2 separate regions of the Homo sapiens genome follow, and region 2 is linked to region 1. A link is a loop called in an ENCODE intact Hi-C map of the cell type or tissue named here. Cell type or tissue: pancreas. All regions are shown on one strand. Each heading gives the region's core, and the rest is flanking DNA. Links, peaks and the distances in the headings are about the cores only. Region 1 overlaps QRICH2 (glutamine rich 2). Region 2 overlaps RNF157 (ring finger protein 157).

Region 1 (8,323 bases), core at 294-8,293:
GGCGCACGAGCTCCATGACAGTGAGTGCACGTGAGCAGGGCAAGGGCATGGACCTGGAGCCAGAGATGTGGGTGGTGACCCTGTCCCTATTTCATCTTCTGTGGAATGGGACAGTAACAGCACCTACCCACCTCCCAGAAGGGGCACAAATCACTCAGTCACTCGGGGTTCCTCTTTTCCACACCCATCCCCCCCTTCGGCTCCCAGGCCCTCCCCTCTCCGGGGAGATAAAGGCCCTACATGAGCAGGAAAGGGGGCCGGCAGGGCCAGCGGGGAGGCCTGGCAGGACGCCCCACCCAGAGGGAAGCTACCTGAGGTGTTGCCAGCCGAAATCTGGGCGCTCTGTGGCCGAGAGGGCAGCTGGCCATTGCTGCTGAGGGATGGCGGCCTGTGCACGTGGGGCCTGGGCTGCTGGGACTTGCGCTTTGAGGTCCCTGAGCCTGATGGGGGACAGGAGGGAAGGGTCAGTGCTGAGGCAGCGGTGAGAGCTCTGTGGGAACCCCTGGGGGTGGGGAGAGGGCCGCAGGGCTGCTGGTCATGGCCGGCCTCAGCTGAGTGGGGTCCTCGTCATTCTGAATTTGTGGCTATGCCCCAGAGAAGCGGTCTTCATTCATTCTCGTGGCCACCCACCCACTCACACAGAGTCCCTGAGGACCTGCACACGTCAGCCCTGTGCCAGGTGTGGGGTGAGTTCTGACCTGGGGTTTCCAGGGCAGGAAGGGAGGCATCTAGAAAGGCGCATACACAGCTAAATGCATGATGGGAAGTGACAAAGCGCAGGCTTCGGGCATTGCCACGGGAGGCGGGCATTCGGGGGCTGAAGCGGTGGGGCTCAGCAGAGGGCACTGTGCTGAGTTTTGAAGGAGGAGGAGGCCCTGATGATGCCATGGACAGAGGCCAAGACAGGAGAGCCCAGCAGTGCAGCCGGGATGGAGGCTGGCAAGAAAACACGGGGCCACCCCATCCCAGCTGATGGCTGAGGCTGGACAGCTGTCCTCCACCTGTGAACATTTACTTGGTGGCTTTTCGAGAGACCTGCACATTTGGAGTGAGGGGAATGGAGAAGGAAGACACCCAGGGTCTAGTGGCCCATAAAAGTGCCAGGCCCCACAATGGATGCACGCCCTGTGGGACCCACGTGAGGTGCCTGGGGGCCTCTGGACTCCACTCACTGTCTTTTCGGAGGATGCCTGGCAGCCTTGTGTCCATCCGTCCCTTGTAAATGTGGCCATCCAGGCCCAAGATGTCCACCTCATCATGCTGTAGAAGTGAACAGATACCGTCGCCACTGTAGCAGCCACAGCCCTCCCCTGGCCCCTTCACACGGGACTGAGGCACAGAGCACTGTGGTCTCAGAACCCTCCTGGGGGGCTCTGGGAGGCACTAGGGTGGAGCGAGAAGGTGGAGGGAGGTGAAACAGTATCTGGGCCACGGTGGGAGGCCTGGGAGGCCGGAATGCTGCTGGGCAGGCAGGTGGCCGGGGTGAATCTTTCTTCCCAGAAAAGGGTAAGAACCTGAGGCTTTGACTGGGTCTGATTAAGGAATTGCCTCAAGGCAGAGGGCTGGCTGATTTTCTGGTGGCTTTAGAGAATGACTCAGGAATCTGGAGCCATGTCAGGGCCTCCCTCCCTGGTGGCTCCAGGCAGGGCCCTGACCTTCATGGCAATCTGGATCTCTTCAGTAGGATACAGGCCCCGGGGAAGGTGCTGCGGGCGGCTGCGGTGGTAGGGGTAGGTGAGGGTGTGGCTGCCCCCGCAGCGCCGGGGCACAGTTGAGTAGGTGTAATCAGCCATATCTGTCACCCTGTGATGAAGACAGGATGGAGTCATTGGGAGCAGACCACCAGGGATGTCACCTGGGACTCACCCACCCATGGGGCTGACCAGAGGGAAGGGGCACAGCTTCTCTTCGGGGGCTGCCGGGAGGCTGAGCAGCAGGGGCCCAGAACAGGCGGGCGGGGGTAGAGCAGCCGTGAGGCCGGGCCACCCCAGTGACTGTGCACATGGGCAGGCGTGCACACACACACCCACACACTCACACATGTACTCATACACACAGTCACACACACACATACATGCACACACACATACTTATGCACATACACACGAAGATGCACATACACACGAACATATACATACATACTCATACACATGCACACACACACACGTACTCATACACACGTACTCATACATGCACACACATACTCAAACACCCACACTCACGCACTCACTCCCACACTCATACACACACGCACTCATACACACACACCCTTACACACACTCATACATTGACACACCCATAGACACATGGCTTACACACATCACACACACTAACACCCCTCGCCCACACTTTCTCTCACACACACACACTCCCTTTTCTCCCCCAGCAGTGGGGCAAGGCATTTGCACAGCCGTGCACGAGCAGAAGCCAAGCCTGGTCACTGGGTGCCTGCTCCCATGGCCTCGCCCGCCTCTCCTGTACCGTTTGTAGCAGGGGGAGCCCAGGCACTGGGCGTGCAGCAGCTCGCGGATTATCTGGCTGCTGGCCTTGGTGGAGCCCCCGAAGTGGATCTGCACCTTCTCAATGTTCATCAGCATCTTGGAGTGCATGGAGCGCAGGCGCCCCACGCTCTGCTCCATCTGCGCCAGGTCACCCCGAGGGAAGGCGCTGCCCAGCTTGAGGCTGCAGGGTGTGAGCAGAACAGAGGGAGGGTTGGCCCATGGCGGGGGCCTTGACCTTGTGTAAGCCGAATCCTTCAGTTCCGGGTCCCTTTTGTGCAGGACCCAGCTAGGCTGGGGGTCGCTGGGCAGCTTGACCCCTCAGCAGTAGTCCTTTCCACAGCATCTGAGGGCCAGACTTGCCGGGAAGGCTTTCCTCAGATGGGGAAGTGCAGGCCAGCCAAATGGAAGAAAGCCCTGCTGCCTGTCTGCAGCTGTGGGTGGAGGAGCTGAGGGCAGCCCCGGGCCTTCCCATCTCGGCGCACCTGGCCTAGCATACCTGGAACCCACAGGGCTCCAAGAGCAGCCTGAAGTCCTCTGAACTATGGACTCCCATCCTTAGGAGAAGGGGAGCAGCAGAGAGGTGGGCAGGAGCCGGAGGGAGCATGAGATGCCCACCGCCAGCCTCCTTCGTTGGCTGAGCCCACCCTCTGGCTGAGCTATACCGGACCCTCCCCCCACCGCTCTAATCCCGGGGTTGCTGAGACAGCCGAAGGCTGAGGAAGAGGTTGAGAAGTAGAGGAGCTCTCAGAGGCAGCTGGCGCCCTTGACGAAGTCCCACCGTAACTCCCAAAAGCAGGTGTGACTAGGTCTGCCTCCTACGCTCATGCCTTGGGAACTGCCAGGGAGCTAGTTCAGAAATCGGCCTGCGGCCCCCACTGTCCCATTCCAAGGAGGAGGCTCTCCACACTGTCCCACAGCACTGCCTTCTGTCACGTTCCGCTGGGCCCTCCGGAGTCATCCCTGTCCCCTGCCTTCCCCATCCAGAGCCCTGGCCCCGGACCCATATGTCCCATATGCTGTCCCATAGCATACTTGCGGCTATGCTGCCGGACCTGCTCCAGTTCAAACACCGTGTAGGGGCGGATGGAATGGTGCCCAGGTAGGCCTGGACCCGCGGGGGTCACGGGGATGGCACTGGGCAGGGACAGAGGGAGAAGGGGCGGGTCAGAGTGGGACAAGTCCGGTCCCCCAAATCCACCTGCCTAAAGAACCTTCCCACCCGCCCCCGGCCTGGAAGGGAGCGAGGGCTGGAAGCAGACACATGAAAGAAAGGGAGAGGACAGGTGGACACAGGTGAAGGGAGGAGACGCAGCCCTGCCATGCGAGGCCACGTGCCGGCGGTGTGGGCACTCACTGTCCAGTCACAGGTGTCTCCAAGGGCCGGTCACATGAGAGGCAGTGGAAATGTGCCAGGAGCTGCCTGTTAGGAATGGGACGCACACGCAGGGTGAGTGCTCTGCCCGGAAGACCCAGAAGGGCTTGGGGCTCTGCAGGCCCCTGGAAGCTCAGCCCACCAGGGTGCAGATCATGTCCCTGCTCCCCAGGAATCCATCTGCTCCCACCTCTGGGCTCACATCCCAGACCTCCCTGTCCTAACCCAAAGCCAGCAGGCTTCCCATGGGCCCCTGAGGGTGCCCTGTGCAAGTCTCGGGCGCCCCCTGGCGGCCACGAATGGGAATCCTGGAATTCAAGCCTACCACGGGCCAGGTCCTATGGGCCAGGCCCCCAGGAGCTGTCTCAGCTCTGGGTACTGAGGACCTCTCCCTGTCCCAAAGGCCCAGCTTAGCTCAGCCAAACCCTGAGAGCCTTAAGCCTCCCCTCCTCCCTTTCTCTGCTGTAATACGAAGGGGCCTGAGCTAGAAGAGCGTTTCAAGCTCTAAAATTCTGTCCCTCCAACCATGGGACAGTCCTGGGCAGGATCCGCTGTGTGCTGGCAGGAGCTGTTTGTCTGGAGACCCCCAGCCCCCTCTGCCCTCACCCCCTGAAGAGCGTGCCAGCCTCCTCCCCTGCCTCCCAGGCCTCACCTCCGCATGGCAGCCGCCTCGTCTGCCTGGTAGAGTGGGGGGCGCTCCCTGAGCTGCTGTCGCAGCGATTTCCACCGATCCTCCAGCAACTGCTTCACTGGGTCCAGCTCCAGGCGGTCCAGCTGTGGCGGGGAAAGAGGGGCCAGGGGACCTCTAAGGAAGCAGGTAGGGGGCTGACCCAGGAGAAGGTGGTGCTGTCCCGATCCTGGGGGCAAGGCTGTGGGATGGAGAGCCCCGCCATGCCCCTGCCTCACCTTGTTGTCCATCTCTGTGAGCAGCCTGTCCAGCATCTTCTGCCAGTCCTGCTCCTGCCCGCTCATCTTGGCCACCAGCTCCTGCATCATGTGGTTCAGCTGCTCCGTGGTGGCATCAAACTGGACACGGCTCACTTTGGTGGCCAGAGCACTCTTGTCGGCTTTCTGCCCAGAGACAGACAGAGGTCCCCGCATCTGGGAGATGGCCATGGAGGGGCCCCATTCCCTGGGGGTGTCGACCCCTATCACCAGGCAGGTTTCTGAGAGCCCACACTCGTCTCGCCAGCTCCCCTCCACTCAGTCTCTCAAAGAACAGTCAGCGAGACCGCCCTGGGACACAGCGTGGCTCCTGGGGCCTGGCACCCACCACATCGATCTCCATCTCCAGGTGCTCCCTGTTGGCCTTTTCCTTTTCGAGCTTCTCCAGACCCTGGTACAGCATCTGGGGAGGCCAAGTGAACAGAGAAAAAAAGAGCCAGCAGCTGCGGGGCTAGGGCACCACATTGAGCCCCGGCCCCATCCCAGCCACCCTGCGGCCGCTCACAGCAATGTCCTTCTGTTTCTGCCGATGGTCCTCGATGAGGTTGCTGGTGGTGATGTTGAGCTTCTCGCAGTCACCCTGCACCTGCAGGATGGCACTCTGCACACGGCCCAGCAGCTCCTCGTCCTGCGGCAGGAGGGATGGGAAGGCTCTCGGAGGCTGCTGGCGCGATCCCACCCCCTGCTGCCATAATATTGCTGCCCCAGGTAAGTTGGCCCTTAAAACATCTGCAAGGCTGGGAGCGGTGGCTCATGCCTGTAGTCCTGGCACTTTGGGAAGCTGAGGTGAGGCGAGAGGATCACTTGAGCCCAGGAGTTCAAGAACAGCCTGGGCAACATAGGGAGACCCTGTCTCAAAAACAATGGAAAACAATTTTCCACTAACAGTGCGGGAGGCCCTCTGTCTGCCCTTTCTGGGTGTCCACCCCCACAGGACACAAGCGTCAGTCACCTACATCCCCATGGACTAGCCTTGTGACCCTGGCCTGCCGGTCAGGGGTCATTAGAGGTGATGGAGGCTCAGGAGTGATGTGCTGTCCCGGGGCACTTGAGAGCTGGGCTGTGGGCTTTATTCTCCCCTCCTCTCCTGGCCCAAATCTGAGTTCCTCAGCCCAAGAGGCAGGACCCAGGATTTGTGGCTGTGCCCGCCCCCACCAGCAAGCCTGCCCTTTCTAGGGAAATTGAGAAGGGGTTGGAAGACTCGCGTGCCAGGGAGTCAACATCTCCTACAGTTGGGCCTGTGTCTCCAGGGCACGCGAAGGGCACTGATCTGTCCTCAGCCGGCCTGTGCTGTCCCACCCCATCAAGCCAGCTCTTCCCCATGGTCTCCTGTCCCCAAAGCTAGTTCTGCTGCTACCCTCGCTGTGGACCTGCAGAAAGACCAGGGACTCTTGTGGGATCTGGCTAAAGGGCTCCGCCACGGAGAGCTGACCTTGAGGCCCAAACACCCGCCCCACTTCTGTGGGTCTGCAGCAGGGTGGCCCTCCTCTGTGGGGCCATGTCCAGTTGCAGCAGGAGGGAGGCGAGCAGAGCCCCACCTGTCTCTGGAGCTTGGCCTTCTTGGAGGGTCGGGAGACGGCCAGGCTGTTGACCATGTCTTGGAGTTGCTCATAGCGCCGCACCAGCGTGCTGACCTGATGGCTCACATCCAGGCTGCAGGCTGGACAGGTGGCCTCAGGGTCGATCTGGCCAGGAGCCAAGGTGTGGGCCTTGTGCGGGGCCATGCTCATGGACAGGAGCGTGGAGGAGGAGGTCAGCATGCTCTCAATGATCATCCTGAGCTTGTCCAACTGCGTGCAGGAGAGACGGCAGCAGCAGGGCAGTGAGGCCAGTCACGGCCACGCTCTGCCCATGCTGGCACTGCCCCTAGCCTGTGTGCCTCTCCCCTGTCGTGCCCTGGGCAGTTGCTGCATCCTCAGTGCCTCCCAGAGCATGTGCCATCATGGGCATCTATCCAGTAAACGGTGAGTAGAGAGAGTTCTCCGAGAACACAGTGTCAACACTGAACCAAGCCCTTGCCAGAAGAAGGCCTCTGGAGCTTTCTCCAGCCAGCCCACCAGCTCAGCATGAGAACATCTCTTCTTTAGCTAAATCGTAAAGTGCTGCTGCCAGTTAGCCGGGCCATAAACACACAGAGGACCGTAATGACACACAGGCCCCGCCCCAGGCTCTGGGGCTGTGAGGGGTGGGCTTGCACACGCTCCTGCTCACATGCCATGGGGAACGGACATGCTCCATCCACCTAGCATGTAAATAACTCACGATACAGGAACTTGGCAGGTGCTGACACTGCTCCAGGGGCCTCTCCAAGGCTGGGCGGTGCAAACCCCTTCCAGGGCAAGTGCCTTGAAGGCTGCCCTGGTGTTCTCCTCTGCATCCCGCAGGCCCCATTCGTCACCCCAAATGAGAGTTCCCAGGTAGACAGCTGATCCAAGGGCAGCCGGTCCCTCAACTGGCCAAAGACCTGAGACATGTTGCTTGGCTCAAAAAGAGAGGCTGGGCCAACCTGGGCTCCTCTCTGGGGAGTGGGTGATGGAACAGAAAGGACTCTGCAGGGCTGGGGCAGCCACTGCAGAGCGCGAGGGAGAGCAAGGTGGATTGAGAGTGGAATGGGAGAGTGACGTGGGGGCTGAGAGGATGGGTAAGGAGAGGGACACAGGTACCCACAAAAGCAGATGCAGAGGGACAGGTGGGGTGGCCCACCCTGGCCTGCCCCCATGGCCTGGAAGTTCCCTTTTCCTCCACGGCCTACAGCTGCACATCCCCAGGGCAGCATCCTCTTGCCTGGGCTCACAGAGATGCTGCCACTTACAACCAGAAGAGCCTGCCCGGAGGCAGGTACCTCCGAGGGCCCCGGATGCAGAAGGACTGGCCAGTTCTCTCTCGAAAAGAGGAAGAGGCCTCCTAGAAAAATGGGCATTTCAGTGGAGTCTTAACACTAAGCCGCAGCTATCTGTGTAAAGAACAGCAGGAAAGAATAGGAGTGTGTTCAGAGAAAGGCAGGAGGCCAAGGTGGCTAAAGATGGGGCATGTGGAAGTGGGGCCTCCAAAAAAAGCCTGCAAAAGGAGGCTAGGCCAGCCCAACAGGAAGTGGATTGTCTCCTGAGTGTGGTCCTGGGACAGCCAGACATGAGCTTGGACTGACAGGTGACTCTTAAACGCTCCCAGCTGCTCCTCAGGCAGGACTCCTGGCCCGGGGTCATGACATGGGGCACACCACAGTTCCAGCAACTTGGGAGCCTGGAATGTGGCTCAAAGCACAAAGCGGGCCAGGCACGTGGCTCACGCCTGTAATCCCAGCACTTTGGGAGGCCAAGGTGGGTGGATCACCTGAGGTCAGGAGTTTGAGACCAGCCTGGCTAACATGGTGAAACCCCATCTCTACTAAAAATACAAAAATTATCCAGGTGTGCTGGTGGGTGCCTGTAGTCTCAGCTACTTGGGAGGCTGAGGCAGGAGAATTGCTTGAACCTGGGAGACGGAGGTTGCAGTGAGCTGAAATCAT
Region 2 (8,323 bases), core at 186-8,185, 54 kb before region 1:
AAAGAAGGAATGATAGGATTAGAATGTAAGTCTTAATAAATTAATAAATCATCCATTACCAAACCTCTCCCCCACAAAAAAGACAACCAGATACACGCTAGTGACAGCAAATACAACAAAGTAGTCTTACCAAAGTAAGTAGCTTCAAATTTTAAAGCTTTAAAAAAAATGAACTTGATCAAGCTGCTGAAACCAGTTAACCACCAGCTTATAGGGAATAAAACAGAACATGATTAATGAGAGTTCAAGGAGGCAACTGGCAAAACTCAGGCTGCAGAAAACCTTAACAAGAAAAATGACCAGGTTTCCTCAAAGAATATATTGTAAGGGGGGAAAGTATGGCAACAGAAAATCCAAAGTACAGACTTTATTTTATTAAACCCTTTAATTTCCAAATATTTTACTGTATACAATCAACAAAAACCAGGACTTTCTTGGTACCAGCTATTGTTCATGCTCCTTCATTGGTTCTTCTAAAATAACTATAAGAAATAAAATACAAGGAAATAATAGATGTTTAAATCATATGGGTTCACAGAAGTACTATTTATAATAATCAAAAGGTGGAAACAAATGTCAAACAACAAATGGGTAAACAAAATGTGAGGTATAATGTGTCCGACATATGTCCTTACAACGGAATATTATTCAGCCATAAAAAGAAGTGAAGTTCTGATACATGCTACAACATGAATGAACCTCCAAAACAGTATGCTGAGACAAAGAAGCCAAACACAAAAGGTCACATACTGTAGTATGATTCCATGTATATGAAATATCCAGATAGGTAAATCCACAGAGAGAGTAGACTGGTGATTGCCAGGGGATGGGGGCAGGGGAGAGTGGGGACAAACTGCTTAATTGGTTTTATTTTGAGGTGATAAAAATGTTCTAGAGGCCGGGCGCAGTGGCGCACACCTTTTGGGAGGCTGAGGCAGGTGGATCACTTAAGGTCAGGAGTTCGAGACCAGCCTGGCCAACATGAAGCAACCCCGTCTCTACTAAAAATACAAAAATGAGCTGGGTGTAGTGGCACACGCCTGTGATCCCAGCTACTTGGGAGGCTGAGGCACAAGAACAGCTTGAACCTGGGAGGCAGAAGTTGCAGTGAGCTGAGGATCGTGTCACTGCACTCCAGCCTGGGTGACAGAGCAAGACCCCGTCTCAAAAAAAAAAAAAAAAAGTTCTAGAATAGAGGTAGTGGATTGTGCAACACTGTGAATGTTCAAAATGCCACTGAGTCGTTCACTTTAAGATAATTTTATGTTACGTGAACTTCGCCTCAATTTTAAAAAATCACATGGGGAGGAAGAATTTGGCACAGTCAGGTTATAATGCTGTCATTTGAATTTTTATTTTAACTTCCAAGCATGTATCGTAAGCAAGATACAGAACTTTACCAAAATTATCCCTGATTTTCATCTGTAAGATATTCTCTTACGTCCATTTTTCAGTTGAGGAAACTAAGGATTAGAAGAGTTCAGTGACTCACACAACGTCCCACAGTTAAGAAACAGCAGAGACCGAGAGATGCAAGGTTTGAACCGAAGGTCTGGCTAACTCCACATCTCAACCCTGCACCTGTCTCTCCATCTGACAGTGGCAAAGAATAGCATGTGTGTGAGAGAAATGAAATCAAACAACTGTGTGTGTGTGTAAATGTAATGTCTATTATTTCATATATATGTGGAAGACGAGCCAAATGTTTAAGGTTCTTTTTTTTTTTTTGAGACAGAGTCTCGCTCTGTTGCCCAGGTTGGAGTGCAGAGGCCCGATCCTGGCTCACTGCAAGCTCCGCCTCCTGGGTTCACGCCGTTCTCCTGCCTCAGCCTTCCGAGTAGCTGGGACTACAGGCGCCCGCCACCATGCCTGGCTAATTTTTTGTATTTTTAGTAGAGACGGGGTTTCACCGTGTTAGCCAGGATGGTTTTGATCTCCTGACCTCGTGATCCGCCCACCTGGGCCTCCCAAAGTGCTGGGATTACAGGGGTGAGCCACCGCACCCGGCCTTTTTTTTTTTTTTTTGAGACGTAGTCTCACTCTGTCACCCAGGCTGGAGTGCAGTAGTCCAATCTCTGCTCGCTGCAACATCCGCCTCCCAGGTTCAAGTGATTCTTCTGCCTCAGCCTTGCAAGTAGCTGGGATTACAGGCATGTGCCACCAAACCTGGCTAATTTTTGTATTTTTAGTAGAGACGGGGTTTCACCATGTTGGCCAGACTGGTCTCGAACTCCTGACCTCAGGTGATCCATCCGCCTCGGCCTCCCAAAGTGCTGGGATTACAGGCATGGGCCACCATGCTCGGCCAAGGTTCTTTACACATAAACAATACCTGACTCTTCCTTTTCCTGTACTGTAATAGGAAAAAAGAAAGAGGGATAATGAATTGATGATAAAATGCTTAACCATATAAAACCCAAATTTTTTTCTTTCTGACAAACAGGAATTGTAAATCAAACCCCTTAGTCTCAAAAACATTTTGTTTTCCACATAAACGTTAAATATTGTGTTTTACATATCTAGTGGAAGAACCACTAAGTTCAACGTACAGCCTCCCTGTTCAGAATAAAATATGGAATATAATGAAACAAAAAACCAAACAGACTGCACTGCCCAACTTTATATTTTTGGAAACAAAAGCAAAATAACTCTGAACCTCAGTAAAAAATGTTAGAACATGCAGTGTTTTCAACACATACACAATTCATATACAACTTTGCAGAGCACCATCAGAAAGAAGTAAGTATAATAACACAGGGCAAGGCCCACACTGGCCAGAGCAGCTCCAGACACTACTCCTTAACATCTGACTTTATCTTAGTCACTATCAGCACTTTCTGGCTCTACAAGAACTCAGGGCAATGCAAAGGGAACTTGCATTACACTGAGGGAGCCCTACCCTATCAATGGCAATTTTTGAAGCGAAAGCCCAAAATCAATAAATTGACTTCAACAAAGGAAAATCAACTATTTGTTCCTTATAATGTGAACAAAAAAGAAAAATCTCATTTAAAATTCATTGTATTAAATAATTTGCCTAATCATTTTGAATTTAAGTTTTTGGGACATATTCCTAATACCACAGTGAAATTAAATATTGAGCAATGGGTTCCCTAAATTATGTCTGCCTCAATAAGATATTGTGACATTTGTTAGCAAACCACTATGAATTATAACAACATATAATAAAGGACAATTAAACCCATTTTCTATTCTTCTACAATTCTATGGGAATCTATAGGCTATGGGAATCCTAGTAAATTTTCATATATTTGAAAAAATCTTCATCTACATGACATTTCAATAACAATAAGCTTTAGATCACAAAAATAAGAAGAAAACTAGAAAACTGCAAACACCTCTAAATATTCAGCTCAATTCTATAATGCTACAGTGCTGCTTTTGTTCTTCATTTTTAAGTTTTCCCCCTAGAGCAAGGGTGCCTAATCTTTTGACTTCCCTTGGCCACACTGGAAAAAGAAGAATGGTCTTACGCCACACTTGAAATACACTAACACTACTGATAGCTGATAAGCTTTAAAAAAAAAAAAGAAAGAAACTGCAAAAAAACTCATAATGTTTTAAGAAAGTTTACTAATTTGTGTTGCGCTGCATTCAAAGCCATCCTGGGCCACATGTAGCCCAGCCCATGGGGCGTGGGTTGTACAAACTTGCCCTAGAGCATATTTTTAATTATTTAAAAAATTAGGGCTGGGAGCAGTGGCTCATGCCTGTAATCCCAGCACTTTGGGAGGCCAAGGTGGGCAGATCACTTGAGGTCAGGAGTTCGAGACCAACCTGGCCAACATGGTGAAACCCTGTCTCTACCAAAAACACAAAAATTAGCCGGGTATGGTGGCGGGCATCTGTAATCCCAGCTACTTGGGAGGCTGAGGCAGAAGAATCGCTTGAACCTGGGAGGCAGAGGCTGCAGTGAGCCAAGATTGCACTACTGCACTCCAGCCTAGGCAACAGAGTGAGCCTCCATCTCAAAAATATAAAAATAAAAACAAAAATATTACATGTTAGGTGCAATGGCTCACAACTGTAATCCCAGCACTTTGGGAGGCTGAGGTGGGAGGATCACTTGAGCCCAGGAGTTCAAACCAGCCTGGGCAACATAGCAAGACTCCATCTCCACAAAAAGAAAAAGAAATAGAAATACACAATACATGTCCTTTGCCAAAAAAATTAGTATATATAAGTTAATAATTTAAAATTTAACCCTACTCCATAAGAAGTAACTCCACTATTCACAATTGGGTGTGGCCTTCCAGATTTTTTTATACATATACAAATATGTCCAGGTCTTCCTGTTCTATTATTTTTTTTAATTGAATGGACTATTTGAATGCACATATTGTCTGCATAATTGAATGCACATATTGATCTGCAAGTTGCTTTCACCTAATATACTGTAGGCATCTATGTCTGTATTTATGGCATGACCTCATTGTTTTTAGTGGCCAAATAATATGTATTTTTTTCCCTACAAAATAATTTATTGGAACACACAGCTACAGCAGACACTCTATGTACAAGCACGTTGACACTCCTGACCTACCCTCAACTAGGGGACCCTTTTCTTCCCCCTTGCCTTGCGGACCTCTTCTATCAAATCTTTCAGGTACTGGATCTCCTTGGCCAGGGAATCTGCCCTCTCTTTTAGAGCCTCGTTCTTCTTTTCCAGCTCTTTGCACTCGCCAGTGAGAGCCTCCTGCTCCGCCCTCTTCTTCTGGCGGTACCTAGTGGCTGCTGTCTTGTTTTGCTCCATTTTTTTCAGCTTCTTATCCAGTTTCTCACCCTTTACTTTTGCTGCTACCATCTTCTCTCCAGGAGGATCGTAAGGTTTGGGGTGGGCAGACCCACAGAGAACACCTGGAGATGGGAGGCTCCTATTTGGAGAGCCCCTGGTAGAGGGGCTATGCTGAGGAGACCCCAGATAGGACTCTGGGCTCATACAGATGCCACTATCATTATCTGAAGGGGTGTCTTCCTCCTTTATGCACTGAGGGATCATGGCAACGTAAGCAGTGGAGTCCGGCTTCCTATCTTCTTCAGTGATATCCACTTCACTGCCCAGCTCTAAACTAAAGGAATGATCTGGAGTGGAGGACTGGACCCCTGGGGAAAGGGGAAGAAGTTGCAAGAAGGTGAAGGGGGCAACCTGGTCGGGTTTTGTTAAACTTTCTGGGAGATGGCCAATTGGGTTCACCATCTGGGGGGGCACCTTATTAGTCTCCTGGACTAGGGGGGCAAAGAGATTACAAGTGTCATCCAACGTGGTCAAAAGGTCATCTGGCATGGTTTCCAGGTCATCTATACCCAACAGGGCACCAAAGTCGAACTCCTTCAAATCCATTTTCTCCAACATCCAATGTGTCCCAGAGAAGGCATCCTCCTTGCTGTTGTTGGAGGGACTGACCAACCCATCCACAGTCAGCCATTCGGAGGAGCCCGCCTTAGCCTTGTCGCTGGAGAACCCATGAGGTTTGAAGTGCTTGGCCACCTCCACGTAGTCATCTAAGAGACCTATGCTTTCTTCAGCCCCCAAACCCGACTGGTCGAAGGGGGACATCAAGTCCCCCACCAACACCTCGTTGCTCAGGAAGCTCATTTCGGTCATGTTGCGGTGCTTTGCTGGAATCGAGTAATGTGCTTAATTCGAAGGTGTCTTTGTCGGTTACAGCAATGCTGCTGCTGAATGCCGTGGGAAGCGCCATGGCTTAAGCCGCTGGGGGGTGCCGCTGCAGAGCCTGGTGCTGCTGCCGCCGCTGCAAAGGCCAATGCTGCCGCAGGCACTGCTGCCCCTAATATGCCATGGTGGCCGTGGACCCTGAGGGCGGGGAGGAGGGAAGGCGTGCACGTGCGGAAAAAACTACATCTGTGGGCAGGCAAAGTAGAAATGCCAAATAATATTAATAACCTCTTTTTTTGTTTTTTTTTTTTTTTGAGACGGGAGTCTCACTCTTGTCGCCTAGGCTGGAGTGCAATGAATGACACGATCTTGGCTCACTGCAACCTCTGCTTCCTGGGTTCAAGAGATTCTCCTGCCTCAGCCTCCCAAGTATCTGGGACTACAGGCACCTGCCACCACACTCAGCTAATTTTTGTATTTTTAGTAGAGACAGGGTTTTACCATGTTGGCCAGGCTGGTCTTGAACTCCTGACCTCAGGTGATCCGCCCACCTCAGCTTCCCAAACTGCTGGGATTACAGGCGTGAGTCACTGCGCCTGGCCTATAATCTCTTCAGAGGACTGACTCTATAACAGCACTGTACTAGCAAGTACTACACGGGTTATTCTTCACAACCCTTTGAAGATGTTGCTATTTTCTTTTCATTTTATAGAAGAGGAAACTAATGCACAGAGGTTAAATAATCTGTCCAAGGTCACACAGATAGTAAGAGGTAGTGGCCCGGCATGGTGGCTCACGCCTGTAATCCCAGCAGTTTGGGAGGCCGAGGTGGGCGGATCACCTGAGGTCGAGAGTTGGAGACCAGCCTGACCAACATGGAGAAACCCTGTCTCTACCAAAAATACAAAATTAGCCGGGCGTGGTGATGCAGGCCTGTAGTCCCAGCTACTCAGGAGGCTCAGGCAGGAGAATCGCTTGAACCCGGGAGGCAGAGGTTGCGGTGAGCCAAGATCGCCCCATTGCACTCCAGCCTGGGCAACAAGAGCGAAACTCCATCTCAAAAAAAATTTAAAAAAAGAGGTAGTGTCAGGTCCCCAAATCTAGCTATATTTATTCCAGAACCTGTGCTCTTAACCATTATAATGTATTCCCATTGAATGTCCAGATTTAATTAACTGTTTCCCTACTGATAAACATTCTCTTTACAGTTTATGTTGCTTCCTGTTTTTTACAAATGGAATTCATAGATGTAGACTTTGTGGGGTTTTTTTCTAAAAAGAAATAAAAAAAACCATTTATGGAATATTCCATTTCCCCCCACTAATTTAAATTCTATTCTTATGCTAAATATACTTAGATCTGGACTCTTCTATTCTGGACCAGTACAACACAGACTGAACAACGGTAGCTTCACAGCATTTAGAGAAAGGCACACATCAATGCGTCTAAAACCCTTCCCACATTCTCAAGTCCCAACCCCAACCCTGTACCCTTCTTCCTTGTGGTGCTCTCAGAACCCTTATGCATTACAATAGTTTCAACACCTAACAACTTCCCCATATTTCTACCCATACTTTCTTCCAGTCTCAAGGAGGCATTCCTCCTTTCCAAGGTTAACTTCTTCACCTGAGTTCTCATTCCCAACTGCCTCTACCTCACCTGAGACCACATCTGTAACCATCCTTCTTGTTTAACACTTGCGTTCCTCTCTCTCCACTGGCTTCTTACTTACCTCATCCTACAAGCATATACTGGTCTCCCCAACTCAAATAACAAATACCAAAAAAGTTCCATCTGCCATGTCTTACTAACCAGTCACTTGGGCTGGGCACAGTGGCTCACACCTGTAATCCCAGCACTTTGGGAGGCTGAGGCAGATGAATCACCTGAGGTCAGGAGTTCGAGACCAGCCTGGCCAACATGGTGAAACCCCCTCTCTACTAAAATACAAACTTAGCCGGGCGTGGTGGTGGGCGCCTGTAATCCCAGCTACTCGGGAGGCTGAGGCAGGCGGAGAATCACCTGAACCTGGGAGGCAGAGGTTGCAGTGAGCTGAGACTGCGCCATTGGACTCCAGCCTGGGCGACAGAGTGAGACTCCATTTCAAAATAATAATAATAATACAAAAAAAAAAATTCACTCACCCACCCACTCACCCATCCATCGATTCATCCTGTCCTTTCACACCACACATCCAGTAATTCCTCAAATATTTACAATAGTTTCCACCCCTCTACTAAAACTGTTCTCTGGAACACCAACCAAACCAAGTCTTGTCTCACACTTCATTTACCTCTGCAGAATTCAACACTCATTTCTGAGGCTCTCTTTCCTCAAAACCCTGGATAGTTTGTGTCTCTTCTGCCTCTCACTTGTTTCACTTTTCACCATACAGATGGACATATCTTAAGGGTTCAGCCCTCTCCTCTTCCTTCACACTTTCTCTCTTCTTCACAGAATCGAAGCAAAGGTTTTGACTTACAAGAGAGCTGGATTTTATCCTGATGCTGCTGCCTATCAGCTTTGTGACCCAGGACAAATTATTTAAACTTTTTGAGCTTTGGTTTATTTGTAAAATAGAGACAATAATACTTCTTTCAACAGATTATTGTTGAGATCAAGTAAGATCACATGTGTATAGAAGCTGGCTAAGCCCAGTGGGCAACTGATAAATTTTGGCTTCTC

Evidence for each region. Peaks named below come from ENCODE experiments on the same cell type or tissue, not always from the same donor. Only the 100,000 strongest peaks of a DNase experiment are listed, where the experiment ranks them.
Region 2: a loop joins it to region 1, with 4 times the contacts of the local background. A loop is called at or near these places in 9 of 110 quality-filtered maps.

What each region holds. Positions count from the first base shown.
Region 1 is chr17:76,275,508-76,283,830 of GRCh38, forward strand. It overlaps QRICH2 (glutamine rich 2), which reads right to left. Exons shown (of 19, transcript NM_001388453.1): 8 at 6,357-6,608; 9 at 5,324-5,446; 10 at 5,147-5,221; 11 at 4,780-4,944; 12 at 4,526-4,647; 13 at 3,856-3,921; 14 at 3,534-3,635; 15 at 2,482-2,682; 16 at 1,656-1,803; 17 at 1,173-1,260; 18 at 312-440. Among named protein-coding and RNA genes, the nearest start is that of UBALD2, 14 kb to the left of the region's middle. RefSeq lists an enhancer at 1,601-2,445. In pancreas, for the core only: a CTCF peak has its summit at 4,164 (motif pointing left); DNase peaks (open chromatin) are centred at 3,874, 4,134, 4,773, 6,494 and 4 weaker places; H3K27ac peaks cover 703 bases.
Region 2 is chr17:76,221,181-76,229,503 of GRCh38, forward strand. All of the region lies in intron 1 of RNF157 (ring finger protein 157), which reads right to left. It also overlaps the pseudogene ATF4P3. Among named protein-coding and RNA genes, the nearest start is that of RNF157, 15 kb to the right of the region's middle. In pancreas, for the core only: no CTCF peak of the experiment used is centred there; no DNase peak of the experiment used is centred there.